Linked DNA regions of Homo sapiens: region 1 is linked to region 2. A link is a loop called in an ENCODE intact Hi-C map of the cell type or tissue named here. Cell type or tissue: A673. All regions are shown on one strand. Links, peaks and the distances in the headings refer to the core of each region. The heading gives the core; the rest is flanking DNA.

The links. Peaks named below come from ENCODE experiments on the same cell type or tissue, not always from the same donor. Only the 100,000 strongest peaks of a DNase experiment are listed, where the experiment ranks them.
Region 1: it touches region 2 in a loop (4-fold over the local background); 105 of 110 quality-filtered maps call a loop at or near these places.

What each region holds. Positions count from the first base shown.
Region 1 is chr1:28,852,233-28,868,693 of GRCh38, reverse strand. OPRD1 (opioid receptor delta 1) reads right to left here. Exons shown (of 3, transcript NM_000911.4): 2 at 9,391-9,740; 3 at 1-5,952. The coding sequence ends at 5,411. Among named protein-coding and RNA genes, the nearest start is that of OPRD1, 48 kb to the right of the region's middle. RefSeq lists an enhancer at 13,244-13,745. In A673, for the core only: no CTCF peak of the experiment used is centred there; a DNase peak (open chromatin) is centred at 8,183.
Region 2 is chr1:28,776,359-28,792,819 of GRCh38, reverse strand. No RefSeq gene overlaps it. Among named protein-coding and RNA genes, the nearest start is that of OPRD1, 28 kb to the left of the region's middle. RefSeq lists an enhancer at 7,025-7,074. In A673, for the core only: a CTCF peak has its summit at 7,546 (motif pointing left); a DNase peak (open chromatin) is centred at 7,509; H3K4me3 peaks cover 438 bases; H3K27ac peaks cover 355 bases.

The sequences.
Region 1 (16,461 bases), core at 6,078-11,077, 74 kb before region 2:
TAATTTTTGTGTTTTTAGTACAGACAGGGTTTCACCATGTTGGTCAGGCTGGTGTTGAACTCCTGACCTCATGATCCACCCGCCTTGGCCTCCCAAAGTGCTAGGATTACAGGCGTGAGCCACTGCACCCAGCCCTTGAGGAGCATTTCTAATTCCAAGCCCAGCAAGCCTCCTTAGAGCAGCTGCCTCTGGCACACGTGTAATTATCAGAGAATAAGCCTGTATCGAGGCCCCACTATGTGCCAGGCACTTTGGTGGCACTTTGCTTACCATATCTCTAGCTTTCAGAGAGTGCTCTCGTGGAGGTGAAGTGACTTGCCTAAGATCACACTGCTAGCACGTGGCCAAGAATTCGGCAAAGCTAGGACTCTTATTAAGTGAGGCTGATGATCGTATTAGAGATGGACCAATTCCCACATCTCAACTCTAGAAGGAAACTGAAGCTCAGAGAAGGCAAATCCCTTGTCTAGGTCACACAGCCAGTTAGCTTGAGAGCTGGGATTTGATCCAGGCTTGGGGGCTGCCTGGGCCATGTAAAAAACTAAATTGGAGAGCTCCCATCACCCTCCTGCCCTCCCTACTCGCATCCTCTCTTATGACACTTGACATTATCCATCACTCCCTCCTCCTGGGAACGCCCTCCTCCTCCAGTTTCCATGGTAGCACATTCTCTCCATCCTCCTCCTGCTTCTCTGGCAGCTTCTCACTCTCCATGGTGGCTCCTGGGCCAGGAAGCAAGGGGATCCCCAAGCTGGATCTCCAGTCTCTTCTCTCTCTCCATCACTAGCCCCGACAGCTCACCTACTCTTCCCTGTAGGTCTCTAGCTCTGACCCTGAACCCTGGCTCCACTTGTAAGCAGTGACTGCCACTTACCATGTACTTAGAGTTTACTTACGTTCTGGGCCTTATCCCTATACATACATTAAATCCTCACAACCACCCGTGAAGGAAGTCTACTCTACAGATGAGGAAACTGAGGCTCAGAGAGGGAAAACCAAGATCTGATTCCAGGCTTAACCACTACTTCTACTGCATCAAGACGAGGTATGAGAGCTGGGCACAGTGGCTCACACCTGTAAACCCAGTACTTTGGGAGGCCAAGGCAGGAGAATTGCTTGAGGACAGAAGTTCAAGACCAGTCTGGGCAACACAGAGACACTCTGGTCTCTATTGAAAAAAAAAAAAATTGGCCGGGCTTGGTGGCTCACGCCTGTAATCCCAGCACTTTGGGAAGCTGAGGCGGGCAGATCCCCTGAGGTCAGGAGTTCGAGACCAGTTTGGCCAAATGGTGAAACCCCGTCTCTACTAAAAATAAAAATATTAGCTGGGTTATGGTGGTGCACACCTGTAATCCCAGCTACTCAGGAGGCTGAGGCGGGAGGATGACTTGAACCCAGGAGGCGGAGGTTGCAATGAGCCGAGATGGTGCCACTGCACTCCAGCCTATGCGACAGAGGGAGACCCTGTCTCAGAAAAAAAAAAACCCAAACAAAATAAATGAATAAAAATAAAAATAAAATTGCTGGGCATGGTGTCACACACCCGTCGTCCCAGATTCTCAGGAGGCTGAGGTGGGAAGATCACTTGAGCCCAGGAGTTTGAGACTGCAGTGAGCTATGACTGCACCACTGCACTTGCACTCCAGACTGGGCAACAGAGCAAGACACTGGCTGAAAAAAAAAAAAAAAAGATGATGAAGAAGAAGAGATCTGAAACAGTAGGACATTTTGAAATCAGGGGCAAAAACTTCCCTCCCTCCTCCTGGAGGGAGATAAATGGAAATTTTGGGGGAAACAGACCTACTCTGCAGTTTTGAGAACCCTGTGACGATCTAGAATTACACTGTCAATTTAGAGCTTTAAAATGCACCATGCACAGTACATTCTGAAACGTGAAGATTTGGAGAGCTTCAGGAGGAACAAAAGTTCATGGAAAATTGCTCGTTTCCTTTAGATTTTTCCATTTGGTTTTAGGTCTTCAAAACCTCATTCTGGGGTTCCAGCTTCTAAGGCCTTTCTACTTCACTGATGCCTGGAATTAACTGGAAACATGGACCCTGGAATTCCAGGGACCCAAGTTCTGCCACTACGAACAGGCCCTGTGACTTAGGAGCAAGTAGCCTGACCTCTCTCAGCCTCAGCTCTCTTTGTCCTCAATGGGGATAACACTACTTCCTCACCAGGCTGTCCTGAGGATCAGGTGGGCTGATGCACACAAGACACCTGGCAGAGAGCCTGGCACACAGAAGAGCTTAGTTAAGCCCCATGCTCCAGCTGCACCCAACTTGTTGGGTTTGCCAAGCATTTAAACATCCCCATGCCTCCGCACACGCTATTTCCTCTTTTTGGTGGCCAACTCCTATTCATCCTTCAGGGTCCCCGACCCTTTTCCACCTCTTACAGAACTGCGACAAACATGTGTTTTAGTGAAAAGCTAGAAAAGGCACTTCCCTGTGACACCCTCCCTGGGGCTCCCTGTCACCGCACTCATCACACTGAGGTGCAATCATCTGTTGATGCTTTATCTCCCAACACTGGCTCAGGCTTTCTGAGGGCAGGGCCAAGGCTGACTCATTCCGAGTCCTGATGCCCAGAGTGCATGCTTGGCATGAAGTAGATTTCAATACAAGTTTGCACTACCTTAAACACACGTGGTCCGGACCCGGGCCCTGCTGACCTCAGGACAGATTTACATATCAGAAGGGGCAAAAAACAGCCAGATCTGTTACAGACACAGGAGATGGCAGTGAGTGGGCTTCAAGCAGCCTTGAAACAGGCCTATCCTGGGAGGGGACACAGGTCCTGCAGGGAGAGTAAACAGCCTGGCTCCAATGTCACCTCCTTCAGGAGTCTTCCCCAGTTCCTAGATTGTCCCTTTTTCTGCCATACCCCCAAAGCATTCACAGGAGGACCCCTGATGAGGAGAAGTGTCTCCTGCCATGCTGACGACCTCCCACCCTCAGACACAGGGGTCTCTGTGGTCACAAGGTAGTGAGAGTGATCTAGGTGGCTTGGGACCCCAGGTCACAATGGCTTGGCAGGCTGGATGTGAGTGCTGGGCATGGCCCCACATCTTTCCAGGACCCGGGGTAGCCATTTCCCAAAGGAGGCACATCCCCGGGTCTGGGGCTGCTGGGAGCCTCACCCTGAGAAGGGGGCTGTGCTTTGCCCTCTGAGAGCATCCCTTCCCCCTAATGTGCCCAAAGCCCCTCTTGGTGCCTAAGTCCCCAGCCCCCTGCATGCTATTCAGTCCCTGCTGGAGTGACAGCCTCCCAGCTTTTGTTCCAAAGACATGGCTGTCAAAGGGAAAAGAAGTATATTGTTTCTTTTTCTTTTTTCTTTTGTTTGAGACAAAGACGTCAATTTCTTTCCATCTGTCCCAAAAAAGGAAGAAAATTAAATTTGTTTTTACAAGGATGTCAGCACACTGCTTCAATAGGGAGTCAGGGGTGCATTACTGAGGCAGTGTTGGTGAGGGAGGGGACAGCAGCGGAGGGAGAGGAGATGAGGCACGGGGGAGGTACAGAGAACAAGGACAGACACTGATATTCTGGGAAGCAAAGATCCAGGAGTGCCTGAATAAAATGCCGAACCAATGAAAAGAAAAACTTCTACACCCAACTCCAGGTGGATATCACTCTCAGCAGCGTGAAGGGGACAGCTGGGCTGGAGCAGGTGGGGGACCTGGGGAGCCTGGGGGGAAAGGCAGAGGGGGACACACACTGATGCCGGCATTGCAGTTACAAAAGCTTCTCCCCCCAGTTCCTTCAAGGTCAGGTCCCCATATGGGCAGTTCCAGTTCACTGGAGTCATTGACACCAGACACATGGATGCAGCCAGATGTTGGGAGAATGGAAGAGGATTTCATCCAGGTTCTTATCAGGGCCCAGGACCCAGCACCAAGTGCGAACTGATGCTTCTCATACCCCGCCCCCCGCCCTCAAGAGTCCCAGGCACCACTTACCATCTACGGGATCTAAGTAGGTGGTCCTCTGTCCTCCAGTATCTGGGCCAGAGAAACTAGGGCCCTGGGGACTCACAGAAAGCATCCACCTTCCACTGGAAGACCTAACCTTGAAGCAGGAGCCCACCTCTTCCTCCACCCACCCACCACCACCCCTTGGCACGGAGGTCCACTCCGGGTCTGGGTTTTCGAACTGGTTTTGGAAGCCTTCTCCTTCCCAAGCCTCTGGGCCCCCATTAGTACTCAGTTCTGGGGACCCTACTCCAACCAAGGTCCTGTCTTATTACCCTATCCTGGAGTGGCTGCCCCCCGCTCTGCTGTCCTGTCCCAAGCCCCACTGTGGCCACCGATTCTGAGGGATTCCTGCCCATTCCAAGGAAATACATGCCTGTCAAAGAGATAAAAGGTATACTGTTTCTCTCTCTTCCTATCTCTTCTTCCCTCATTCTCCCTCTCTCTCCTTTTTGAGAGACAGAGTCTTACTCTGTCCCCCAGGCTGGAGTGCAGTGGCACCACCATAGCTCACTGCAGCTTCAAACTCCTGGGATCAAGTGATCCTCTCACCTTCCAAGGAGCTAGGCCTGCAGGTACACACCACCATGCCTGGCTAATTTTGTATTTTTTGTAGCGACAGGGTCTCCCATGTTGCCCAGACTAGTCTCGAACTCCTGGGCTCATGTCCATCCACCTGCCTCGGCCTCCCAAAGTGCTGGGATTACAGGCTTGAGCCACCACGCCTGGCCCCTCAGTCTTTTATATTCTATTTATAAAGGTGTCAAGTCGGACCTGGACCTCAGCGAGCCTTGCCCCTTGCTAGAACTCAGGGCTGGGACTGTATCCCGTATCCAAAGATGAGGCCACAGGCCCTTTGCACAGGCGCCCTATCTGGTGACCAAATCTTCAGCTGTAGCCACACCCAGCTGTCCTGTCTCTGGGTCTCCCCTCACAGGAGGCTCCTCCCTACTACACAGAGGCCCAGTCTTGCAGCTCAGTTTTCAAGCAACTGTCCCCACCACTGCCCTTTCTGGGTCCTGGGCCCGGACCCCCAACTCCGAAAGTCCGGCTCCAAGTTAGAAACCGAAGCTGTCTCAAGGTTGAAGCCCCGCCTTCCTGGAGATGCCCTGTTTAAGGACTCAGTTGTAGAGCCACAGGTCCCGCTCCTCTCCTGGAGTCACTGGCTTTCCCGCCCCACCTAGAGCCGTGGACGGGGCACCCAGACCAGAGGCACTGCGCCATTGATCTGTCCTCTGCCTCGCCCCAAACCAGAGGCCCACCCCATGCCCATCTAGCGGCCCGGTCCCGTCTCCGAAACAGAGGCCCCATCTGGCGGTCCCAAGCCTCCGACCTTCTACTGCCCCACTCCACATCATGGCTCGCGCCTCCCACTGGGACTCATGTGGCCTCCGGGTCACTAGGGAGGGGCGCTCTGGGGGCCGGATGGCCTGGTCAGGCGGCAGCGCCACCGCCGGGACCATCGGACGGGGTGCAGGCGGTGACACGCTCGCGGGCCGTGGCTTCGCGGGCGCGGCTGAAGCTGCTGGGGTCTGGGCGGCCGCAGGGCTTGCGGCAGAGCTGGCGGAAGCAGCGCTTGAAGTTCTCGTCGAGGAAAGCGTAGAGCACGGGGTTGAGGCTGCTATTGGCGTAGCCCAGCGCGATGCACAGGTGCAGCGCAGCCACCACCAGCGGGTCGCGCCGGTCGATGTCCACCAGCGTCCAGACGATGACGAAGATGTGGATGGGCGCCCAACACACCACGAAGGCGCCCACAACCACCAGCACCATGCGCGTGATGCGCCGCAGGCTGCGGTCCTTCTCCTTGGAGCCCGACAGCAGGCGCACACTGCGCAGGCGCAGCAGCATGAGGCCATAGCACACGGTGATGATGAGGATGGGCACCACGAAGGCGAAGAGGAACACGCAGATCTTGGTCACCGTGTCCCAGTACCAGCTGGGGCTGGGGAACTGGAGCATGCACACCACTGCCCCGTCTGGGCCGCGGAAACAAGGAAAGACAGACGGGGTGAGGGGCCTGTGTGCCTAAGGGGCCCCCACCTGCTTGCCCACCCTTTCAAGGCTTGGGCAAGTCCCACCACCTCCTCCCAGCCTTTGTTCAAGGGGATTCTTCTGTCTGGAGTGTCCTCCTCGGCTTCGGTACTTGGTGAACTCTTAGTTATCCGTAAAGACCTAGCAGGATTGGCCCTCATCAGGGAGGTCCCCTATGTTCTCTCCTGGCCCCTTTTCAGCCTTTGTGTCCATGGGTGGCCGTAATGAAATCGTTTAGCTCAGCCCACTGAATGCCAGTCATTGCAGTAACTCAAAGCACCTTGACCCATTTCCAAACTAGCTCCATTGGGGACAGGACTGCTAAGACAGACAACATGAGCTAGGAGCAGGACTCAGGCCCTACTACATAGTGTAAGGAAATTACTAAACCTCTTGGAGCTTCAGTGGAGTGGGGCTAATGACAGTACCCACATCTCCAGGATTGTCGTAAGGATTAAATAGGCTAAGGCGGACAGGTGCGGTAGTTCACGCCTGTAATCCCAGCACTTTGGGAGGCCGAGGAGGGCAGATCATGAGGTCAGGAAATCGAGACCCTCCTGGCTAACACGGTAAAACCCCATCTCTACTAAAAAAAAAATACAAAAAAATTAGCCGGGCATGGTGGTAGGTGCCCATAGTCCCAGCTCCTCGGGAGGCTGAGGCAGGAGAATGGTGTGAACCCAGGAGGTGGAGTTTGCAGTGAGCCGAGATCGTGCCACTGGACTCCAGCCTGGGCGACAGAGCGAGACTCCGTCTCAAAAAAAAAAAAAAAAGAAAAGAAAAGAAAAGGCTAAGGTACCTAAAGCATTTAGCATAGTGGGGTTCAAGCTCTTGGCGTACCCACAGGGAAAGAGGGGCATATATGTGGGGGAGTCCAGGACTCAAGGATAGGGTCAGGCTCCCTAGAGGGAAGCAGGTCTCAGCTTAATCACAAGAACCTCCTGGCCAGGCATGGGGCTCATGCCTGTAATCCCAGCACTTTGGGAGGCTGAGGCAGGTGGACTGCTTGAGTCCAGGAGCTGGAGACCAGCCTGGGCAACATGGCAAAACCCCATCTCTACAAAAAAAACAAACATTAGCTGGGTATGGTGGTGCATATCTGCAGTCCCAGCTACTTGGGGGGCTGAGGTGGGAGGATCGCTTAAGCCCTGGAGGTTGAGGCTGCAGTAAGCTGGGATAGTGCCGCTGCACTCCAGCCTGGGTGACAGAGCGAGACCCTGTCTCAAAACAACAACAAAAACAAAACAAAACTTCCTTCCTTCTGGGAGGAAAGCAGACTTCAGCTTAACTCAAGGACTTCCTTCTTGAGATAGGAAGGGTGCCTAGGATGAAATGAGCTCCCCATTCCTGGAGTGTGGGCTTGGGCTGGATGAACACCTTAGGGGGTGTTGTGGGATTCTGATACAGCCTTGAGGCTGGCCCAGGGGACTCCCAGGATCTCTTGGAATGCTAGGATTTAAGAAGCCACACGATGGACTTGAGGCTAAGAAGTGAGAAGGGGCTGGGGATCCACAGACAGAGTGGGTCCACAGGACATCAGGCTGGCAGGACCCCTAGAAGTAACTGAATCCAAGACCTTCATTGTATAGGAACCAGAACAGCACTTGTTTAAGGTCACACAGCAAGTGGCCCACAGGTTCAATAAGTGCTGATGGCACACACTGGGAAAGTGTGTGTGTGAGGGATTGTGGAGTGAGGAGGCCCATCTGGTCCAGCCCCAGGAGGGATGCAGTTAATGGCCCGTAAGCTGAAGGCTGACAGTGAGGAATGGGGCTCTGCTGTGAGTCAAGGCCAATGGCTCACAGGCTATAAAAGGGCACCAGGGACTCTGCCCTTGTGAGGGTCAAAGGTAACCAAGAAGCTTGTTCTCTCCCACCCACAGCATCAACCCTCTGCAAACTTCCACAAAAGGGACTAGAAGGAGTAACAGACCTGGGGGCAGGAACCCTAGGTTGCAGGCCAAATTCCACAAAATGCCTGGCTGTGTGACCCTAAGTAAACCACCTGACCTCTCTGATTCTGTTTCCCTACAGTCAAATGGAGGTAGGAGTCCCTGCCTTGTCTATCTCACAGGCTTAATCATTTAATAGCTATTATTCATTGGGCCTTGGCGATGAGCCAGGACTTGTCCTAAGTATTCTACACATATTATCTCTTTTAACCTTCTCAACATCTCATGATATAGTGTGACTCAGAGAGGTTAATTAGTTACTATGTCTGTGGAGCCCTTCTAAACAATATTTCTCACTTCCTTGCATTAAGGTGGGGCCATGTGACCAGCTGTCACTAGAAGAAATGGGCCATAAATTTTTTTTTTTTTTTTTAGACAAGTCCCATTCTGTCGCCCAAGCTGGAGTGCAGTGGCATGATCTCAGCTCACTGCAACTTCCGCCTCCCAGGTTCAAGTGATTCTCCTGCCTCAGCCTCCCAAGTAGCTGGGACTACAGACGCCCACCACCACGCCTGGCTAATTTTTGTACTTTTAGTAAAGATAGGGTTTCACCGTGTTGGCCAGGCTGGTCTGGAACTCCTGACCTCAAGTGATTCACCCGCCTTGGCCTCCCAAAATGCTGGGATTACAGGCATGAGCCACTGCACCCAACCAACATTTAAAGTGGCTGTGCTTTCTCCTCGCTCCCTCTCCATATTCATCTGCCGGCCAGATGCCAGCAGTAGAAGATTCAGAAACCATCAACAGGAGGCTGGGTCCCTGAATGTCTGTGCTCCTCCTACTCACACTGGATTGTGATGGGAGTGAGAGAGAAACCTCTACAGTGTTAAGCCCCTGAGCTTTGGAGAATGTTATTGCAGCTCCCCTGATACAGGCAGTTACTATAATTACCATTTTAGCTCCTATTTGTCATTCCCTGCAGGCTATTCTCTAGGCTTTGCTTTGGTCATCCAGGCCAGTGGTTTTCAAATTAGGATGAAAGGGAGTTTAAAATGGGACCACAGATCTTGCAGCCTCCACTGCTCACTGGTCAGTGACACCCTCACCTCACTGGACATCCAACCATCTCTCTATACATCCACACATCCCTGGCCAGCCACCTACATGTACATAACCAGCCATCCATAATCTCCTTCATAAATTCATACATTCCCTTTGGCCAGCAACCCATATGACCACTGATCAGTCATTCATCTTCACAATAGTCAACCATCCGCATGCCCCCCTGGCCAGCTATTCCCATTCCCATTGGTTGACCTTCTTCTACACTCCCACTGGCCAGCCACCACACCATCATTGATCTTGATCAGAATCCAACCTCTGCTGATGAGCCACCTACACTCACCCTGGTAAGTGCCCTGCAAGCCCACAAAGGCCCATGTACTGCCTCCTGTGGTCAGTGGCCTGTGCCATGGTGCACTCACTCACTCACCCCGGGGACGGGTCACAGCCATGACCATGATGGGCACGCCAACGCCTGAGGCCAGGACCCAGATACAGATGTTGATCAGCTTGGCCTTGGCAGGCGTGCGGAAGTCCAGGGCCTTGACAGGGTGGCAGACAGCGATGTAGCGGTCAACACTCATCATGGTGAGCGTGAAGATGCTGGTGAACATATTGTAGTAGTCGATGGAGAGCACAGCCTTGCAGAGCAGCTCGCCGAAGGGCCACGTCTCCATCAGGTACTTGGCACTCTGGAAAGGCAGCGTGCTGGTGGCCAGCGCATCGGCTAAGGCCAGGTTGAAGATGTAGATGTTGGTGGCCGTCTTCATCTTAGTGTACCTTAGAAAGAAATGCATGTGTAATTAATCCCATTTCACAGATTTCAGTTTCACATGAAACTCAAGGAAGGGAAGTAGCTTTCCTAAGGACATGCAAAAGGTCAGGGGAGGCTAGGCATGGTGCCTCACAACTGTAATCCCAGCACTTTTGGAGGCCAAGGCGGGTGGATCACCTGAGGTCAAGAGTTCAAGACCATCCTGGCTAACAAGACGAAACCCCATCTCTACTAAAAATACAAAAATTAGCTGGGTGTGGTGGTGGGTGCCTGTAATTCCAGCTACTTGGGAGGCTGAGGCAGGAAAATTGCTTGAACCTGGGAGGCAGAGGTTGCAGTGAGCCGAGATTGCGCCATTGCACTTCAGCCTGAGCGATAAAAGCGAAGCTCTGTCTCAAAAAAAAAAAAAAAAAAGGGTTGGGGCAAAGGTGGGACTAGAACCCTGCACTATCTGATTTGGCATCGCTCCTTTCCCCGACAACAGAAGCAAAAGGATTTCTCTGGTTGTGAATAACTTTGGCAGAAGGTGTTTTAAGAAAAATCCTGGCCGGGCGCGGTGGCTCACGCTTGTAATCCCAGCACTTTGGGAGGCCGAGGCGGGCGGATCACGAGGTCAGGAGATCGAGACCATCCTGGCTAACACGGTGAAACCCCCTCTCTACTAAAAATACAAAAAAAATAGCCGGGCGTGATGGTGGGCGCCTGTAGTCCCAGCTACTCGGGAGGCTGAGGCAGGAGAATGGCGTGAACCCGGGAGGCGGAGCTTGCAGTGAGCCGAGATTGCGCCACTGCACTCCCGCCTGGGCCACAGAAGCGAGACTCCGTCTCAAAAAAAAAAAAAAAGAAAAAAAAAGAAAAATCCTAGGCCGGGTGTGGTGGCTCACACCTGTAATCCCGGCACTTTGGGAGGCCGAGGTGGGCGGATCACGAGGTCCAGAGATTGAGACCATCCTGACCAACCAACATGGTGAAACCCTGTCTCTACAAAAAATACAAAAATTAGCTGGGCGTAGTGGTGCACGCCTGTTGTCCCAGCTACTCGAGAGGCTGAGGCAAGAGAACTGCTTGAACCCGGGAGGCAGAGGTTGCAGTGAGCCGAGATAGTGCCATTGCACTCCAGCCTGGGCGACAGACCGAGACTCCGTCTCAAAAACAAAAAAGAAAAATCCTAAGCCAGGTGCAGTGGCTCATGCCTGTAATCCCAGCACTTTGGGGGGCCAAGGCAGGGCAGGTGGATTGCTTGAGCCTAGTTCAAAACCACCCTGGGCGACACAGTGAAACCCCATATCTACAAATAACAATAATAATAATAATAATACAAAAATTAGCCAGGCATGGTGGTGAGTGCCTATAGTCCCATCACTCAGGAGACTGAGGTGGGAGGGTCGCTTGAGCCCAGGAGGCAGAGGTTGCAGCAAGCCAAGATCGTACCACTGTACTCCGGAGTGGTTGACAGAGCAAGACACTGTCTCAAAAATAAATAAGTAAATAAAAGAAAAGAAAAAGAAAAATACTTATCTTCTGAAAGGTACTAAGCAATATGTTTAAAAATAAAACTGGGCTCCAGCAGAAAGCAAATCTGGGTTCTAATCCTGCCTCTACTACTTATTATATTAGCTGAGTGACTCTGAGTTAGAAACTTGAACTCTCTAAGGCTCTGCATCCATAACTGTAAAAAGAGGGGTAATGTTTGTAGCAACCTCTTAGGATGGCTGTGAAAATTTAATAAGCTAACACAGCACTTAGCTCCAAGCCTGATGCATGGAGAGCACTCTGGACACAATCGCTGTTCTTTTTCTTCACAGGTGAAGAATGGAGCTGGGGGCTAGACCAGAGTGACTTGATTCTCTAGCTCCTGGCACTGACCTAGCCTTTGGGGAGTATGATTGGTCAACTCTGAGGAAGGGACACTGCCTAGTAGATTGGCTGGGGTCTGAGACCCCCTGGGTGTCCTCGGTGGTAGACCAGAGCCCCCAGTCCTTCCTGCGGCTCCATCCAGGCCTCTTCATCCCCATGCAACTGGACTCACCTCTCTGCAGAAGCCACAGTGCATCCCTCTTCCCATCCACAGTGGTGTGGGGAAGCGGAGCAGGTGACAGGGTCACACATCCAACCCAAGGCATGAGCCCAGGGGTCCAGGCCAGATGTCTATAGCCAAACTCTGCACCCAGCACTCCCAGCATCCCTCCATGCTCTCTGCCCTGCACAGCTATCTACATTACAGTTGGCCCCTTGTTTGGCCAGTTTACAGCCATGGCCCCTTCTGCACCAGGGCCTGGGCAGGGCAACAGGTAGCCTGGGGGAGACTGCATACACTGAGCCAGACCTTCCCAAATGCAGTGTCACCACCACAGCAACACACGGGCACCCCGAGACAGGGCTATATGACGCTGCTCTCATGCCTCTGGAGTGATCTGAGATACCCAGAGGAGGGTTACATGAGTGACTCCTTGAATTCCAGAGCAGGAAGAGAGACACATTGAGGGGAAGTGATTTTATTAAAGCGTGGCCTGAGGTATCGCTTCAGAATTACCGGAAGAGCCTGGAAGAAATGCAGGGTCCTGAACTGCACCTCAGATCTGAGCGATCTTTATCTCTGGAACTGGGGCCTGGGAATCTTCATCTTTAAGAAGCACCTCCTCACCCCAAGTGATTCTTATGAACTCAAAAGTTTGAGAATTACTATGTAGCCTAAAGCCTCCATTTGGGAGAGACAGGGAGATTGAAGCCCAGAGAGGCAGCAGGACTCACCCAAGGTCACACAGCAACAGTGGCGGAGCCAAGGCGAGAACTGAGACCTCCTGACTCCCACGCTCCCTCTTTCCACCACCCCAAGGGTGGCCCCATACTGTATGCCTCCATTCCTTTAGAATCGCTCTGATCCCATGCCCAGCCCTGGACACCTAGGACGAGGCACTCAGTGTTTTTGAATGACGGAATAAACTCGCATCAGCTAAGGCTGTTCCTGCATGAAGTGACTGGTATTTTTGGTTGAAAAGAAATTGACTCACTCATTGTCCTCCAGGGCAGCATCTATCCTACTCCCTCCCAAATAGCTGTCATTTGCTCTGGGGCTGGAGAAGGAAAAAGTTTTGCTCAGATACAGCAGAATTGCAAGTCTCAGGAAGTGTCTTCAGTGGGGTGTGGGATCACAGCTGTGTGGGAGGCGGTCTCAACCCCACAGCTGACTCGTCTAATTTCTCTGCTCTTACGCAGAACAATTAGAGGCTGTTCTTTGCCTGCTATTTTGATTTGTGAAGGATCCTTCCATTCCCAGAGGGGGCTGGGATGCTGGGAAGTGGGTGATGAAGCTGCTGTAGTTGGTCCAAGCGGGCTGAGCGGCCCAGCGCTGATTGCCCGCCAGGTAGGGCCCCGGGCTCCTCTCCTCACGGCCCCCCTCTCTCCCCTCCACCCACAGCCACGCCCCGTCCTTCTGGCCACCGTAGACTCCCTTCTCCAGCCCCAAGACAAATCATGCCACTCCCCTGCTCTCAGTCCCCCAGCGACTTCCCAAAATTCTCTCTGTTCTGCAAGCTGCCCCGACTACCTTTGGGATCTCAGTTCCCAGCATGTTCCCCTCCACCGATGTGCCCCTGCCACACACTGGCCTCTTTGATGTTCCCTGGACACGTCAAGCCCGCTCCCACCTCCCCACTTCGGGGCCTCTGGACTTGCTCTTGCCTCTGCCTGGAACCCCGGTCCCCCCATATTTTGCATGGCTTGCTCCATCACTTAATTCAGGACTCTATTCAAATGTCACCTCCTCAGGGAGGCCCTCCCTGACCACTCTATCTAAAGTACCATCCTCCCCACCAACTCTCTCTAGCTCCTTCAGCGGCTTCATTTTTCATTACAGCACAAACCACTTCCTGACTTACATTCATCTTCTTTTCTGCCCACTTGGGTCTCTCGCCCATGTAAGTTCCCTGAAGCCAGAAGACTTCGTCCATTTTGTTCCCTGCTGTACCCTTGGGCCTACCAGCAGTGCCCGGCAAAAAAGCAGGCTCTCAGCCAGGCGCAGTGGCTCATGCCTGTAATTCCAGCACTTTGGGAGGCTGAGGTGGGTGGATCACGAGGTCAGGAGTTCGAGACCAGCCTGACTAACACGGTGAAACCCCGTCTCTACTAAAATACAAAAATTAGCCGGGCGTAGTGGCATGCTCCTGTAATCCCAGCTACTTAGGAGGCTGAGACAGAAGAATTGCTTGCACCCAGGAGGCGGAGGTTGCAGTGAGCCTAGATCATGCCACTGCACCCCAGCCTGGGTGACAGGGTGAGACTCTGTCTCAAAAAAAAAAAAAGCAGGCTCACAAGAGACATCTGTGATGTGGATGTCTTAGTCCAACCTCACCAGCTCGCACAGGGACACTGCGGCAGCCTCCCTCTCCCACAATTCATCACCCACGTAAGTTGGCGGCTCACTCTAAAAGGCAGATTTGGCCAGGTATGGTGGCTCACGCCTGTAATCCTAAAACTTTGGGAGGCTGAGGTCGAGGACTGCTTGAGCCCAGGAGTTTGAGACCAGCCTGGGCAACACAGCAAGACACTGTCTCAAAAAAAAAAAATTAGTTGGGCATGGTGGAGTGTGCCTATAGACCCAGCTACTCAGGAGGCAGAGGAAGGAGGAACACTTGATCCTGGGAGTTGGAGGCTGCAGTGAGCTCTGATAATGCTACTGCACTCCAGTCTGGGGAACAGAGCAACACCCCATGTCTAAAAACAAACAGCTCCCTAAACTGGCTTTCCATTTGGGTAGCCTCCTTTCCCACAGTGCCATCCCGGGTCTGGCCACATCTGTAGTTCCTCACATGTTCTGTGTAGCACGCCCTCTCTCCCGAGAGACAGCCACTATCATGACTTGGTGAGGATCCTTCCAAATTACATATATGTATATAGCTTTTTAGAAAATTTTATTTCTGGCCAGATGTGGTGGCTCATGCCTGTAATCCCAGCACTTTGAGAGGCCGAGGCAGGCAGATCGTTTGAGCTCAGGAGTTGAAGACCAGCCTGGACAACATGGAAAAACCCTATCTCTACAAAAAATACAAAAATTAGCCAGGCGTGATGGTGAGCACCGTAATCCCAGCTACTCAGGAGGCTAAGGCAGGAGAATCACCTGAACCCGGGAGGCAGAGGCTGCAGTGAGATTGCGCCACTGCACTCCAGCCTGGGCGACTAGGTGAAACCCTATCTCAAAAAAAAAAAAGAAAAAAAAAAGAAAATTTTATTTCTGCCAATGTAACACAATTACATAGTGTAAAAAGTCATACAGGACAATAATGAGAACAGCTGCCCCTCTACCCATCCTTGCTCTCTTATTCCTCTGTCCTGTTCCCCAGGGGCAATCACTTTGAATGTTTTTAGCTATTCTTATAGTGATTATCTCCACAATTCTAAAGAATATGCTTACGTGGCTATTTCTTGATTCATCCATTTTAGATAGTACTTGTTGAAGCGTGGATTTGGTTAAGCAAGGCTATGCCTAAATACCCAAATCCCAGTGGTTTAACAAATGAAAGGTTTCTCTCTCACAGAGTCCATTCAGTGTTTCCAGGACAATCTAAATTCCAAGAGGCCATTCCAGGCTGCTTTACCCCTGTGGCCCTGCTGTCTTAACCCAAGGCCCCCTTGATCACCAGAGAGGGAGAAGAGGCAGCTGCAGGATCATCTAAACTTTAGTCCAGTGGCGACACATCACTTCCACCTGAAGCTGACTGGCCAAAAGTAGTCATGTGGCCATGCCCAACTGCAAGGGGTTGAGAAATAGTCTTCTATGTGACCCAAAGCAGGGAGAAGCAGATATTAGTGAACACTAGTAATGTTCCTCACAATGCCCTATTACAGTAGATGAGGGCTAACTCATCACATCACTCAATTGTTCCTCTCTCCATCCTCCCAACATAGTTGTTTATTTGTTTGTTTCTAAGAGACGGGGTCTTGGCTGGGCGCGGTGGCTCACGTCTGTAATCCCAGCACTTTGGGAGGCCAAGGTGGGTAGATCACCTGAGGCCAGGAGTTTGAGATTAGCCTGGCCAACATAGTGAAACCTCTTCTCTATTAAAAATACAAAAAATTAGCTGGGTGTGGTGGCGGGCACCTGTAGTCTCAGCAACTCGGGAGGCCAAGGCAGGAGAATTGCTTGCACCCAGGAAGGCAGAGGTTGTAGTGAGCCAAGACCATCCCACTGCACTCCAGCCTGGGCAATAAAAGCAAAACTCCATCTCAAAAATAAAAAATAAAAAATAAATAAAAAGAAAAAGAAAGAAAGAAAATCCTAAGAGATGGGGTCGTGCTATGTCGTCCAGGCTGGAGTGCAATGGCTATTCACAGGTGCAACCATAGTGCACTACAGCCTCCATCTCCTGGGCTCAAACGATTCTCTGGCCTCAGACTCCTGAGTGGCTGGGACTACAGGTGCTCACCACCATGTCTGGCTCCAATATAGTTTTATCACCATTTTTAGCTAACTCAATATTTAGGGTTTACATTCTTACGACTTTGTAGATATTGTCCACTGCTAAGCCAAAGAACATACTATAATTACATTTTTTAGTGCAGACATTTAAGTTTCCCAGAGGTAATAATTGCGCCAATTTTCTCCACTTGCTTAGTTCTGTGTACATATTGCTAAATCTCCTCAAACATTCCAAAAGACCTATAAGATGTCTCTTCCATCCAATTGCATAATCTACCAGTTCTTTTTGTTTTCCTAGTGAGCTATGAGCT
Region 2 (16,461 bases), core at 4,426-9,425:
TGGCCACATGTCCTTTTTTTTTTTTTTTTTTTTTTTAAGACAAGGTCTCACTTTTTCACCCAGGCTAGAGTGCAGTGGTTCCCTCATAGCTCACTGCAGCCTCCAACAACTCCTGGGTCCCTCCCAAGTAGCTGGGACCACAGGCATGCATCACCACTCCCAGCTAATTTTTTATTTTTTGTGGAGATGGAGTGTCACCATGTTGCCCAGGCTGGTGAACTCCTGGGCTCAAGCAATCCTCCCGCCCCAGCCTCCCAAAGTGTTGAGATTACAGGCGTAAGCCACCATGCCCAACCTCAAAAACGTGTTGAATCAAAAAGGGTAGAAGCAAAAGAGTACATACTATATGACTCCATGTTTATGAAGTTCTAGCACCAGCAAAACAATCTTTGGTGACAGAGGTCAAAAGAGCGGTTTCTTCTAGGCTATTGACTAGGAGGAGGCATGAGGGAATTTTCTGGGGTGTTGGAAATGTTCTTTATCTTGATTTGGGTAGTGGCATCTGGGCGTGTGCAAAATATGCAAAAATTCATCCAATGGTACACTTAAGATTTGTGTACTTTACTGTATGTAAATTATTTGGGAGGCCAAAGAGGGAGGATCACTTGAGTCCAGGAGTTGGAGACCAGCCTGGGCAACACAGTAAGATCCCATCTCTGCAAAAAATTAAAACTTACCCAGGCATGGTGGTGTGCACCTGTAGTCCCAGCTACTTGGGAGGCTAAGGTGGGAGGATTACTTGAGCCTGGGAGGTTGAGGCTGCAGTGAGCGATGATCATGCCACTGTACTCCAGCCTGGGCAACAGAGCAAGACCCTGTCTCAAGCAAACAAAAAAACACAGATTTTTGAGTCCCTGGCTTTTTTTTTTTTTTTTTTTTGAGACAGAGTCTCACTCTGTAGCCTAGGCTGGAGTGCAGTGGCGCGATCTCAACTCACTGCAATCTCTGCATCCTGAGTTCAAGCGATTCTCCCACCTCAGCCTCCCGAGTAACTGGGATTGCAGGGCCCACCAACCACGCCCAGTTAATTTTTGTATTTTTGTAGAGATGGGGTTTCACCATGTTGGCCAGTCTGGTCTCAAACTCCTGACCTCAGATGATCCACCTGCCTCAGCCTTCCAAAGTACTGGGATTACAGGCATGAGCCACCGCACCCAGCTATGGCTTTTTTAAAAAACGAAATCTTTCTTAGGCCCTTTATGCTTTCCATGTGAACATGTGAAAGCTTCCTGGCTTATGTACGTGTCTTCTCTACTAGACTTGGGAGCCAAGAGCCCATTGGATGGCAGCCCCTGCAGGATCCTCCACAAATTAGATGCTTGATAAATAGTTCCCTTATGAATTCACCAATGCAGATCAGAGCTGCTGATCGTTTGTTTTTGTTTGTTTGTTTTTGTTTTATTTGTTTTTGAGGTGGAGTTTTGCTCTTGTTGCCCAGGCTGGAGTGCAATGGTGTGATCTCGGCTCACTGCAACCTCCTCCTCCCAGGTTCAAGCGATTCTCCTATCTCAGCCTCCCGAGTAGCTGGGATTACAGGTGTGCACCTCCACGTCCGCCTAATTTTGTATTTTTAGTAGAGACAGGGTCTCTCCGTGTTGGTCAGGCTGGTCTTGAACTCCCAACATCAGGTGATCTGCTCGCCTCATCCTCCCAAAATGCTGGGATTACAGGCGTGAGCCACCGCACCCGACCCGCTGATCAGTTTTCTCTCTCCCTTTTGGTCCCTGGCACGATGTCGAGCACATTTTTTGGGCCCTTATCATGTGCCAGTCTCACAACGAGGCATACACATGAACCCTGCATACACATGAGTTTCACAGCTCACAACAGCCCTGGGGTGCAGGTACAACTTTGTCCTCATTTCCCACGTGAGGAAGCTGAGACTTCTCTCAGGTTGGCTGGCTAAGAAGTGACAGATTCAGACACTGGTCTGTCTGACGCAGAACCCAGACAGCTAGCCACTAACCAGCACCGCCTCACGTTGAGGAAAGAAGCAAACCACTCATGGTCCCAATGTGCTTTGCGACAGCTCATGAACTCCTCCCTGGGGCCCACATGTTATCACGCACGCCTCCACAGGCAGGAAAGCTGAGGGTCAGAAACACTGAGTGCCCTGTGCCCACAACTAGTAAGTGCAAGACTGGAAACTAGAATCCGTCTCCACTGAAAGCCCGTGTTGTTTGTGTGACACCCTCAGGCTGCCTTCCCATAGGATGATTTGACTGCAGGGAAGGGCTTTGGCAGCAGACCTCTGTGCAGGCTGGGTGTTTACCTTCCCCAGTCGGGAAGATGTCAGGGCTCAGTGGCCTCCTTCAAACCACAGTGTAGAGCCGGGTGTGGTGGCTCATGCCTGTAATCCCAGCACTTTTGGGAAGCAGAGGAGGGCAGATCACTTGAGGTCAGGAGTTTGAGACCACCCTGGCCAACATGGTGAAACTCCGTCTCTACTAAAACTACAAAAATTAGCCAGGTGTGATGGTGGATACCTGTAATCCCTGCTACTCGGGAGGCTGAGGCAGGAGAATCTCTTGAACCCGGGAGGCGGAGGTTGCAGTGAGCCAAGATCACACCACTGCACTCCAGCCTGGGCAACACAGTGAGACCCTGTCTCAAAAACAAAACAAAACAAAAAAGCACAGTGTTGAAGTATTGTAGACTTGATTGTACAAGGCTTTGACAAGGGTGGCTGCGGCTGTGGCAGCATTTAAGATAGCCTCAAATGTTCTAAAAAAACCAGATCCAAATGAAAAGGACACATCCTTTCATTCAACCAGTATGTATCGGGTTCATGACAGGCACAGTGCCAGGCACTGGGGAACACGGTAGATCTGGGTTTTAGCCTCGTGGAGCCTGTGATCCATCAGGAGAATCAGAAGTGGGCAGTGAAGGGCAAGGTCGGGACCATAGGAATGCATAACAGGGGTTCCTGGATGAGCCCAAGAGCTCCAGGGAACGTTTCAGGGAGGAATGATATTGAATTTTGATCCAAGTCATGAGCAGGGGTTAGTAGTTGAGGGGAGTGGAGTGTGTGTGTTGGAGCAGGGGGAGTAGTGGAGAAGGCCCTGACACAGGAAGAGAAAGCCCTGGAGGCTTCATGAGGCAGCAGGTTCGCCTTGTTCACACTCAAGCCCCTCGCACCACACCTGGCACGAATAAGGCACTCAATAAATACCTGGATGCCTGAATGAATGAATGAATGAATGAATGAATGTTTAAATGAAATTCAAACTAACTGAAGGAGAGTGGGGATAAAACACCATGAGATAGAGCCTGAGAGGTGTCAGGCGTCGGCCAGACCACACGGTCTTGATGGTCATGCTTAAAGGGCTTGGATTTTTTTTTTTTCTTGACACGGAGTTTCGCTCCTGTTGCCCAGGCTGGAGTGCAATGGTGCAGTCTCGGCTCACCACAACCTCCGCCTCCCAGGTTCAAGCGATTCTCCTGCCTCAACCTCCCGAGTAGCTGGAATTACAGGCATTCGCCACCACACCCAGTTAATTTTGTATTTTTAGTAGAGACGGGGGTTTCTCCATGTTAGTCAGGCTGGTCTTGAACTCCCGACCTCAGGTGATCCGCCCGCCTCAGCCTCCCAAAGTGCTGGGATTACAGGCATGAGCCACTGCACCCGGCGGGCTTGGATTTTATTTAAGAGAAATAAGAAGATATCTGAAGAATTTTGAGACATAGTATGATCCTATTTGCATTTTTAAAGAGGCACTTTGGCTACTGAGGAGAGAATGGCCTACAGAAGAGGTGGCTCAAGATGAGGGAAGTGGTGGGAACGGAGAGTCTTAGATTCAGGAGACACTGAGGGGATGGGATGCTCAGGACTCGAGTCGAGAGTGACTCGCACAGGCCTCTGGCTTAAGCAACGAGTTGGATGATGCAGACATCCACCATGACAGGGACCCTGGAGAGGAACAGGTTCTCTAGGGAAGATGAGAGTTTTTGTATACTTGAGGAGAAGATATCTTAAGAAACATCCAAGTTAAAAAAAAGTCACAAATGTTATTGGATATGTGGACTGGAGCCCAGAGAGAAGGCTATGGAGAGAGTTCTGAGTACTGATAACACCCAGATGGTAATTGCAACCATGGGAAAGAATGAGACCACTCAGGAAGAGAGGTTAGAGCCAGAGGAGGGCAGGGCCTGGAACTGGACCTTTAATGGCTACAGAGGAGAGGAATAGGACGTGGCAAATGAAACTAAGAAGAGGAGAGAGGCAGGTGGCAAATTGAAGAGTACTGGGTCAGACAATGAGGAAGGAGAATGTTTCAAGAAAAAATCACCCTCTGAATTAAGTAAAAATGAGGATTGAAATGTTTCCAGTGGACTTCACATGGAAGTGACGGATGACATTGGTTGCTATAAAAATATAAGCAGGGCCGGGCACAGTGGCTCACACCTGTAATCCCAGCACTTTGGGAGGTCGAGGCGGGCAGATCACCTGAGGTCAGGAGCTCAAGACCAGCCTGACCAACATGGTGAAACCCCATCTCTACTAAAAATACAGAAATTAGCAAGGCGTGGTGGCACACGTCTGTAATCCCAGCTACTCAAGAGGCTGAGGTAGGAGAATCACTTGAACCTGGGAGGTGAAGTTTGCAGTGAGCAGAGATCGCGCCACTGTACTCCAACCTGGCCGACAAAGCGAGACTCCATCTCAAAAAAATAAATAAATATAAAAATATGTGCAATTTTTTTTTGAGACGGAGTCTTGCTCTGTCACCCAGGCTGCAGTGCAGTGGTATGATCTTGGCTCACTGCAACCTCCGCCTCCTGTGTTCAAGCAATGCTCCTGCCTCAACCTCTAGAGTAGCTGGGATTACAGGCACGAGCCACCATGTCCAGCTAATTTTTTTGTATCTTTAGTAGAGACAGGGTTTCACCATGTTGGCCGGGCTGGTCTTAAACTCCTGGCCTCAAGTGATCTGCCCACCTAGGCCTCCCAAAGTGCTGGGATTACAGGCGTAAGCCACCACGCCCGGCCAAAGCAATAATTATTATTGTCTCAGCTCTGGGAAAGAAGACTGTGTTCTGGGGACAGGACTTGAGAATCCTATAATAAGGCTCTGGATGCCAGAGATCTTATTGGTTATTGCAATCCTTCCCTTTTCGGGGTCAGGATTTCTTGTCTTTGGGGTAAAGAAAAGCTGTCTGTGAAGAACTTCTTACACAGGGGGAAGAATCCTGGAATACACATTTGTGTGTGTGTGTGTGTGTGTGTGTGTGTGAGATACAGGGTCTTGCTCCAGATGAGTGCAGTGGCACAATCACAGCTCACTGTAGGCTTAAACTCTTGGCCTCAAGCAATCCTCTTGCCTCCTGTCTCCACTTTCCAAGTGCTGGGATTACAGGCATAAGCCACCTTGCCCAGCTGAAAACATGCTGTTTTTGTTTGTTTTGAGACAGGGTCTTGCTCTATCACACAAGCACGAGTGCAGTGGTGTGATCACAGCTCACTACAGCCTCTACCTCCTTGGTTCAAGTGATCCTCTCACCTCAGCCTCCTGAGTAGCTGGGACTACAGGCATGCACTACCACTCCAGACTAATTTTTTTCTTTTTTTGAGATGGAGTCTTGCTCTGTCACCAGGCTGGAGTGCAGTGGCATGATCTCGGCTCATTGCAACCTCTGCCTCCCAGGTTCACGTGATTCTCCTGCCTCAGACTCCTGAATAGCTGAGATTACAGGTGCTCACCACCATGCCTGGCTAACGTTTGTATTTTTAGTAGAGATGGGGTTTCACCATGTTGACCAGGCTGGTCTCGAATTCCTGACCTCAAGTGATCCGCCTGCCTTGACCTCTCGAAATGCCGGGATTACAGGCATGAACCACTGCGCCCAGCCCAGACTAATTTTTGAAATTTTTATACAGTCAGGGGGTCTCACTTTGATGCCCACACTGGTCTTAAACTCCTGGCCTCAAGCAATCCCCCCTCTTTGGCCTCCCAAAGTGCTGGGATTACAGCATGAGCCACCACACACAGCCTGAAAACACTCTTAAAGTATCAGCAAAGACCTATGATTTAGCAAAGAAACCACCTAGAATTCATGATTCATTCACTCAAGTTTATTGAGCCTCTACTATATGCCTGACACATAAATCTCAATTGAATAACTTTCTTCAGACCCTTCTGTATGCATTGCATTAATTTCATAAGACCGTTGTCCTTTCATTGCCTAGGCATGGTGGTTCACACCTGTAATCCCAATTCCCAGAACAGCCTGGGCCACATGATGAAACCCTATATCTACAAAAAAATACAAAAAATAGCTGGATGTTGTGGTGGGTGCCTGTAGTCCAGCTACTTGGGAGACTGAGGTGGGAGGATTGCTTGAGCCTGGGAGGCAGAGGTTGCAGTGAGCCGAGATCACGCAATTACACTTTAACCTGGGTGACAGAGCCAGACCTCATCTCAAAAAAAAAGAAAAGAAGAATGAATGTTGTCCTTTCATTAAAAATGTGAGGCTGGGCTCAGTGGCTCATGCCTGAAATCCTAGTACTTTGGGAGGCCGAGGCAGGCAGATCACTTGAGGTCAAAAGTTTGAGATCAGCCTAGCCGACATGGTGAAACCCCATCTCTACTAAAAATACAAATATTAGCCAGGCATGGTGGCATGTGCCTGTAATCCCAGCTACTCGGGAGGCTGAGGCACAAGAATCGCTTGAACCTGGGAGGCAGAGGCTGCAGTGAGCCGAGATCAAGCCACTGCACAGCCTGGGTGACGGAGGGAGACTCTGTCTCCAAAAAAAAAAACAAACAAACAAACAAAAAAAACAAGAAGTGAGGTCTCACCAGAACTTTTTATTTAATCTCCCACCAAACTCAGGATAACCCAGCCATCCTTGACAATTCATCATTCCCCCAGTTTCCCATGAGTCTGTTACCTCTACCCAGAATGTCCTCCAACTGGATAAATTCTCCTTATGTTTAGGCCCAGTTCAAATGTCATCTCTGTGAACTTTCCCCAAATGCCTCAAACTTAATCCTCCTTCCTCAGGGCTCCTAAGGGCCAGAATAGCACTTGTCTTCCCATATAGCGTTGGTGTCTCTGTGGGGCTGCAGTCTCCCTGACCCAGCTGTGCCTCTTCTTCTTCTTCTTTTTTTTTTTTTTTGAGACGGAGTCTCGCTCTGTTGCCCAGGCTGGAGTGCAGTGGCGCAATCTCGGCTCACTGCAGGCTCCGCCCCCCGAGTTCACGCCATTCTCCTGCCTCAGCCTCCCGAGTGGCTGGGACTACAGGCGCCCACCACGTCGCCCGGCTACTTTTTTGTGTTTTTAGTAGAGACGGGGTTTCACCGTGTTAAGCAGAATGGTCTCCATCTCCTGACCTCATGATCCGCCCGCCTCGGCCTCCCAAAGTGCTGGGATTACAGGCGTGAGCCACCTCGCCCGGCCGCTGTGCCTCTTCTTATAAGCCCGTAATAAATTTTTCAAAAATCACCCAACTCCACTCCCTCCCCGGGTCAAAACGGGACTCTGTGCCCAGACTGCAAGGCTCAGGCTGAGCAGCCATCTCAGAAAATACTTCTGTACTGCCACCTCCTGGCAAGATGGGGTATGACAGCTACTGATTCTGGCTTTTCTGGAGTTCTCTCAACTCCTTGTATTCTTTCATTCATTCGTTCTTTTGTTCCTTCTGTGCCAAACTCAGGTTATCTGGTGAGCCAGACAGACCTAGTTCCTGACCTCAGGGAATTTAGAATTTAGAGCAGAAGACACATTAGGAACTGGAATGTTATGGGAGCTATGATCCTGAATGTTTTGAGGCCACAGGAAATGGGGTGGCTTTGCCTATATCTAAAGCTGCCACCCCAGAGGCCATGACTGGGGTATAGTCTGAGCACGACATTGCCCTGCTATTTTGGCTACTAAGACTCTCACTTGGGAAGTGCATCTGTGACCAGGCCTGTCCTCCATATCCACCCTCTACACATTCTCCTGTGATGTTTTTTGGGGGACTCTGTCGCCAGGCTGGAGTTCAGTAAGGCGATCTTGGCTCACTGAAACCTCCACCTCCTGGATTCAAGCGATTCTCCTGCCTCAGCCTCCTGAGTAGCTGGAATTACAGGCACTTGCCACCATACCCGGCTAATTTTTGTATTTTTAGTAAAGACGGTTTCACCATTTTGACCAGCCTGATCTTGAACTCCCAACCTCAAGTGATCTGCCTGCCTCAGCCTCCCAAAGTGCTGGGATTACAGGCATGAGCCACCACACCCGGCCCTTTGTCATGTTTTTTTTTTAACATGATAACAACGGCCGGGCTTGGTGGCTCACGCCTGTAATCCCAGCACTTTGGGAGGCCGAGGCGGGCGGACCACAAGGTCAGGAGTTCAAGACCAGTCTGGCCAACAGAGTGAAAACTCTACTAAAAAACTACAAAAAAGGTGGGGCACAGTGGCTCATGCTTATAATCCCAGCACTCTGGGAAGCTGAGGTTGACAGATCACGAGGTCAGGAGTTCGAGTCCAGCTTGACCAATATGGTGCCCTGTCTCTACTAAAAAAACTACAAAAATTGGCCAGGCATGGTGGCGCGCACCTGTAATCCCAGCTACTCAGGAGGCTGAGGCAGGAGAATCGCTTGAACCCAGGAGGCAGAGGTTGCAGTGAGCTGAGATCATGCCACTGCACTCCACCCTGGGCAACAGAGCAAGACTCCATCTCAAAACAAAAACAAAAACAAAAAAAATTAGCCGGGTGTGGTGGTGTGCGCCTGTAATCCCAGCTACTCAGGAGGCTGACGCGGGAGAATCGTGTGAACTGGGGAGACAGAGGTTGCAGTGAGCTGAGATCGCGCCACTGCACTCCAGCCTGGGCTACAGAGCGAGATTCCGTCTCAAAAAAAAAAAAAAAAAAAAAAAAGATAACAATTAAGAAAAACAGTACACCATACTAAAAACAACTCAGCATCTCTCTCAGTTCCTCTGAATGGCTGGGTCCTGGAATCCATTTCATACCTTCTTGAAGTGAGCTGGAAGAGACCTTCACTTTCATTTATTCATTCTGTAGATAAGCATTGAGCATGTATTAGGTACTAGGCATTGTGTTAAATGCTGAGGGGGTAACAGTGAACAAGAAAGCAAATGGTGTATACTCTCATGAAGTTTATGTTCTCTGTAGGGAGAGAGAAAACAAAGTAAGTACACAACTTTTAAGTATTTCTTGTTAATAGGTGGTACATAATGTGATCCAGAATGCAAAAGGATGCACAATGAAAAGCTCCCCACTCTTACCCCAGCCGCCTAGTGCGCCCCCATAGGGCAAGCAATGTTATCAGTTTCCCCTGTAGCCATCCAGATATAACATATACATGTACAAGCAAATGTATTCTCTCCCTCATTCTTGTTATACAAATGGTGGTATTTTATACACTCTGTGCTGTACTTTGGGTTTTTTCCACTTACCAATATATCTTAGAAAGCATTTTTTTTTTTTTTTTGAAATGGAGTCTCACTCTGACGCCCAAGCTGGAGTGCAGTGGCGCAACCTCGACTCACTGCAAGCTCCACCTCCTGGGTTCACGCCATTCTCCTGCCTCAGCCTCCCAAGTAGCTGGGACCACAAGCGCCCACCACCACACCCGGCTAATTTTTTGTATTTTTTTAGTAGAGACGGGGTTTCACCGTGTTAGCCAGGATGATCTCGATCTCCTGACCTTGTGATCCGCCTGCCTCGGCCTCCCAAAGTGCTGAGATTACAGGCGTGAGCCACTGCACCCGGCCAGAAAGCATTTTATATCAATACATGGATTCTTACCTTTTGTTCAGTTGTATAGTATCCATTGTATGAGTATTACATGATTTAAAATAATGTTACAGGGCCGGATGTGGTGGCTCATGCCTGTAATCCCAGCACTTTGGGAGGCCGAGGCAGGCGGATCACAAGGTCAGGAGATCGAGACCATCCTGGCTAACATGGTGAAACCCCGTCTCTACTAAAAAAATACAAAAAATTAGCCGGGTGTGGTGGTGGGTGCTTGTGGTCCCAGCTACTTGGGAGGCTGAGGCAGGAGAATGACGAACTCAGGAGGCGGAGGTTGCAGTGAGCCAAGATTGCGCCACTGCACTCCAGCCTGGGCTACAAGAGCGAAACTCCATCTCAAAAAAAAAAAAAAAATCCCAGCTACTCAGGAGGCTGAGGCAGGAGAATCGCTTGAACCTGGGAAGGAGGCTGATGCCATGGCATGGGTAGGGTGACAGCAATGGGGGTGGAGAAACACTGGCGATGTGGGGATTTATTTTGGAAGTGGAGCTCACAAGACATGCTGATGGGAGTGGGTTAATCTCACAGATCATGCAGCCCAGGTCCCTCACTTCCCAAACAGGCCAAGCCTAACGACTTGCTTGTCACAGGTCAGAGCTCTGTAGTGGTGGATCCTGGCCTAGAATCCAACGTTTCTGACTCCCACATCAGTGTTCTTTCACTTTAGTGAAGCAGAAGGAGTTGGAATTTGAGTAGAAACTGTAATCTTGAAATTCTATGCGCCAATAATTACTGACATATTCCTTTTTGTTGTTGTTGGGCAGCTTTCTGTTGGCTTTCTTGACTCCCTGCCTCAGGGTAGAAAGACACAGATCTGGGGTGGGTGGAATCTCAGATATACCACACCCTGTGGCCAGCCTGGAGCAAAGGGGACAGGCAATGTGGGGGATGGGGATGGTGAGTGTAGAGAGGATATTCGGGAGACCTCACTGATTAGGTCGTCCCTGCTGTAAAACCTGAAGGAGGTGAAGAAGTAAGTGGGCCTTGCAGATATATGAGGGAAGAGTATTCTGGGGGAAGGGGCAGCTGGGAAGAAGATCCTCTAGCAGGAGCCTGCATGTCTGGAGGCCACAGTGAGTGGAGCAGACAGGAACAGCGGGAGGTAAGGAGAGACTGGAGATGGGCCTCAGATGGTCAAGGCTTTGTCGGCCGTTGAAGGGTTTAGCGTTTACTCTAAGTGAGATGGGGGCCATGAGAGGGTGAGCTGAGAAGCGACGTGATTTGGTGCACATTTTATGGGATCCCTCTGCTGCTGTGTGGAGAACAGACTGGAGGAAGCAAAGGTGGAAATAGAAACTAGCCAGGAGATTACTGCAATCGTCCAGATGAGAGGATGGTGACTTGGCCCAGGATGGATATGGTGATAAGGGAGGAGACCACCCCTCATATCGTCTTATACCCAATTTCTGCCTCCAAAGAAAGAAGAAGTAAAAACTACAAGGCAGAAATGAAATCCACAAGCAGACAGCCCGGCGCCGTGCCCTGGGCCTGGCAGTTAAGATCGACCCCTGACCTAATCTGACCCCTGACCTAATCGGTTATGTTATCTATAGATTCCAGACATTGTATGGAAAAGCACTGTGAAAATCCCTGTCCTGTTCCGTTCAGATCTGATTACCGGTGCATACAGCCCCCAGTCACATACCCCTTGCTTGCTCATTGGATCACGACCCTCTCACGTGGACCCCCTTAGAGTTGTGAGCCCTTAAAAGGGTCAGGAATTGCTCACTCGGGGAGCTCAGTTGTTGGAGATGTGAGTCTTGTCGAAGCTCCCGGCTGAATAAAGCCCTTCCTTCTTTAACTCGGTGTCTGAGGGGTTTTGTCTGCGGCTTGTCCTGCTACAGTGAGACATGGTCACCAAGAAAATATAACTGACTAATCTGATGTAGGATGTGACAAAGGGAGCCAAACATTACTCCCAGGATTTGGTCTGAGAAACTGGAAGGATGTGTTCATTATTAATGAGATGGAGCAGATGAGGAAGGACAAGGTTTGTGTTTAAAAGTGTTGGGTTTGAGGCCAGGCACAGTGGCTCACGCCTGTAATCCCAGTACTTTGGGAGGTCGAGGCGGGCAGACCACCTGAGGTCAGGAGTTCAAGACCAGCCTGGCCAACATGGTGAAACCTTGTCTCTACTAAAAATACAAAAATTAGCTGGGCACAGTGGTGGGCACCTGTAATCCCAGCTACTCAGGAGGATGAGGCAGGAGAATTGCTTGAACCCAGGAGGTGGGTTGCAGTGAGCCAAGATCGTGCCACTGCACTCCAGCCTGGGTGACAGAGGGAGACTCTGTCTCAAAAAAAAAAAAAAAGTGTTGGGTTTGAGATGTTGCCAACATCCAGGGGAAAGCCTGGGTTGACAGTTGAATATACGAGTTCAGGAGACATCTCTGGGCTCTCTGTATTTGGGGGTTGTTGGCACATGGGTAGTGACTAAAGCCACAGGCCTGGACGAAATCTGGTGAGTGTGGACAGAAGGTCAAGGACTAAGCCCTGAGATCAAAGACAAAGAACTGAGGAGGAACCGGGCCAAGGAGACTAAAAAGGAACAACCAGTGAAACAGGAGGAAAATCAAGAGGCATGCTGTGCCAGAATCCAAGGGAAGGAAGGAGAAAAGCATCAACAATGTCACAGGTTGCTTATAGATCAGAGAAGATGAGGACTGAGAATTAGCAATGTGGAATAGTGGCCTTGCCAGGAGCAGTTCTGCTGGAATGAAGAAGAGAGCCTGAACTGGAGTGGGTAAGAGAAAATGGAAGGACAGAAATGGAGCCAGTGAGCAACAGCTTCCTCTCTGGGGTTTTGCTGCAAAAAGGAAGAGAGAAATGGGCAGTAATAACTGGTGGAAGAAATAGGAGAAACAGGCCGAGCACGGTGGCTCATGTCTGTAATCTCAACACTTGGGGAAGCCGAGGTGGGAGGATTACTTGAGCCCAGGTGTTCGAAACCAGCCTGGGAAACATACAGAGATCCTGTCTCTACAAAAAATAAAAATAAGCCCAGTGTGGTGGTGCATGCCTGTGGTCCCAGCTACTCAGGAGGCTGAGGTGTGAAGATCGCCTGAGTCTGGGAAGTGGAAGCTGCTGTAAGTCATGATTGCGCCACTGTACTCCAACCTGAGTGACAGAGCAAGACTCTGTCTCAAAAACAAAAAGAAGAAAGAAAAAAAGAAAAAAAAAGCATAGAAAGAAAAAAAAGAAATAGGAGAAACAACAGCATGTTTGTATGTTAATGGAAATGATCCATTAGAGGTAAAATTATAATGTGGGAGAAAAAGAGATTTGATGAAGCCATCTTTTCTGCTTTTTTTGTTTGTTTGTTTGTTTATTTGAGACAGTGTCTTACTCTGTCTCCCAGGCTGGAGTGCAGTGGCATGAACATGGCTCACTGTAGCCTTGACCTCCTGGGCTAAAGCAATCCTTCTGCCTCAGCTTCTGGAGTAGCTGGGACTACAGTACCACCACACCTGGTTTTTTATTTTATGTAGAGATGAGATCTCACTATGTTGTCCAGTCTGGTCTCGAGCTCCTAGGCTCAAGTGATCTTCCCACCTGGCCTCCCAAAATGCTGGGATTACAGCTGTGAGCCACCAAACCCGACCAAGCCATCTTCTTGAGTTGCTGAGAGACTGAGATTTGATGCACAAATGGAGGGATTTGTTCTAGACAGAACCATGTGTAGTCCAAAGACATTGGTTCTCAAACTCTAGAGAGAACTTGTTAAAACACAGATGCAAGATTTCTGATTCAGGAGTTGGGGCCCAATAACTTGCATTTCTGACAAGTTCTCCAATGGTGCTGACGCTGCTGGCCAAGACCAGGCTTCATGAGATACTGATCTGTAACAGGTGGGAAGGCAGCATCTGTGACGGGGGTAGATGTAATGGAGTCTGTGACGTTTTGTTCTGATTGCTTCAATTTTCCTGTCTAGTTGAACTGGAAGTAAAGATGGGAGAGGAGGTGTTGGAGACCTGAGGAAAGGGAGAAGGTATGAAATGGTTCTCTTGAGAGTAGAAGGAATCTGGCCAGGCACAGTGGCTCACGCCTGTAATCCCAGCACTTTGGGAGACCAAGGCAGGCGGATCACGAGATCAGGAGATCGAGACCATCCTGGCTAACACAGTGAAACCCCGTCTCTACTAAAAATACAAAAAATTAGCCGGGCGTAGTGGCGGGCACCTGTAGTCCCAGCTACTCGGGAGGCTGAGGCAGAAGAATGGCGTGAACCTGGGAGGCGGAGCTTGCAGTGAGCCGAGATTGTGCCACTGCACTCCAGACTTGGCGACAGAGCGAGACTCCGTCTCAAAAAAAAAAAAGAGAGAGAGTAGAAGGAATCAATGAGAGAAAAGCTGATTTTCCTCCTGAGGCTGATGCTTGTGAATTAAAAATGAGACACCGGTTGAATGATTTTTCTCCAGCCACTCTAAACTGTACAGGTGCAGGTAGGTGGAGAGTTGGATGTAAATAGGGTTGTGGTTGTCAATTAAATTTGATGAAGCAAGAGAAAGGGGCCAGGGAGTTGATGGTGAATACTAATTAGGAAGGGGGATTATGGTGAACCATGGAATTGAAGCTAAGTAAAGAGAGATAGACGAGGCATGGTGAGGGAGAAAGAAATTAACTTTTCTTAAAAGTGGGTGCTTTCTTCTCAAAGCCTTACCCAACTTGCCTTCATCTCTCACCTCTCTGGACTTCTGTTAGCTGGCTCTTCCCTCCAGCCTCATACCCATGTTTCTTTATAGCACTCATCACCATCTGACAAATGTTTCCCTCTAAGGCAGGAGCTTTTTGATACCTGCTGTGGCTCCTGTGCTCTCCTCCACACTGTCCTCCTTATGCAATCCTGGTCAGCTTACTCTTCAACCACATATCCAGGACACATCCTGTAGGTCCGCATCAAAATGCCTTGATCTGGAATAACACCCATCTAAAAACTGAGTGCCTAACTTGTCGACTGAGTGGCTTCAAGAAAGCAGAAACCTAGAAAGGTTTGAGTTCCAATGCTAAAGAGTAAGATGAGAAGGATGGGCTTCTGCCAAGTTGCGATTGATGTCTGAGACCCAGGTCCTTGGGGCACCCCTCACCTCAGGATCCCAGAAGAGGATCCCAGAATGGCCATTTGAGGTTGTCACAGAAGTGCTGGGTCCTTTAGCAAACCAGTAAACTTACGGAATCACAACTTGAGAGGGGTTGGGGAACCATGAAGATGGTTTGGTATTATTTCATTTTTTTTAAAATTGTGTAGACGTGTATATTTAGGAACACAAACATGCTACATATACTGATTTTACTTTTTGAGACAAGGTCTTACTCTGTCACCCAGGCTGGAGTGCAGTGGCACAATCATGGCTCACTGCAGCCTTGACCTTCCCAGACTCAGGTGATTCTCCTACCTCAGCCTCCCCAGTAGCTGGGACTACAAGTGTGCACCACCACACCGGGATGATTTTTGTATTTTTAGTATAGACAGGGTTTCGCCACGTTGGCCAGGCTGGTTTCAAACTCCTGACCTCAAGTAATCCTCCAGCCTTAGCCTCCCAAAGTGCTGGGATTACAAGCATGAGCCACCGGGCCTGGCCCATATACTGATTTTATATGTTATAAAGCAAGTGTTTTTTTAAAAAGGTTTATAAGGATAGATTAGCGAAATGTTTTTTATTTATTTTTATTTATTTATTTATTTTTGAGACGGAGTCTTGATCTGTCGCCCAGGCTGGAGTGCAGTGGTGCGATCTCCACTCACTGCAACCTCCGCCTCCCGGGTTCACTCCATTCTCCTGCCTCAGCCTCCCGAGTAGCGGGTACTACAGGCGCCCGCCACAACGCCGGCTAATTTTTTGTATTTTTGGTAGAGACGGGGTTTCACCATGTTAGCCAGGATGGTCTCGATCTCCTGACCTCATAATCCGCCCGCCTCGGCCTCCCAAAGTGCTAGGATTACAGGCATGAGCCACTGCGCCCGGCCTAGCCAAATATTATACCAAGATTTTTGTTGTTGTTTGAGACGGAATCTTGCTCTCATAGGCTGTCTGCGGCATCCTTCACGAGCTGCGTGATATTGGGCAGGTCAGAGAATTGCTCTGTGCACGCATTTTCTCATCCAAAAAAGGAAATTGCCTCTGAAGCCACTTGATGGTATGAGTTTTACAGGGATTTAAATTGACGTTAGTGGTCCTTTTTTTTTTTTTTTTTTTTGAGACGGAATTTCACTCTGTCGCACAGGCTGGAGTGCAGTGGTGCGATCTCCGCTCACTGCAACCTCCGCCTCCCAGGTTCAAGTGATTCTCCTCCCTCAGCCTCCCGAGTAGCTGGGATTACAAGCACGCGTCACCACGCCCGGCTCATTTTTTGTATTTTTAGTAGAGACAGGGTTTCACCGTGTTAGCCAGGATGGACTGCGCCCGGCCTGTACACACTTTTTATTCTGCATGTGTAACTGTCTGAACTGTGTTAGCTGTTTGTTTGTTTTAAATTAGAACAGCACTACTGGGGCCCGGCGCGGTGGCTCACGCCTGTAATCCCAGCATTTTGGGAGGCGGAGGTGGCCGGATCACCTGAGGTCAAGAGTTAGAGACCAGCCTTACCAACAAGGTGAAACCCCGTCTCTACTGAAAATACAATTGGCCAGGCATGGTGACGGGCTCCCGTAATCCCAGCTACTTGGGAGGCTGAAGCAGGAGAATCGCTTCAA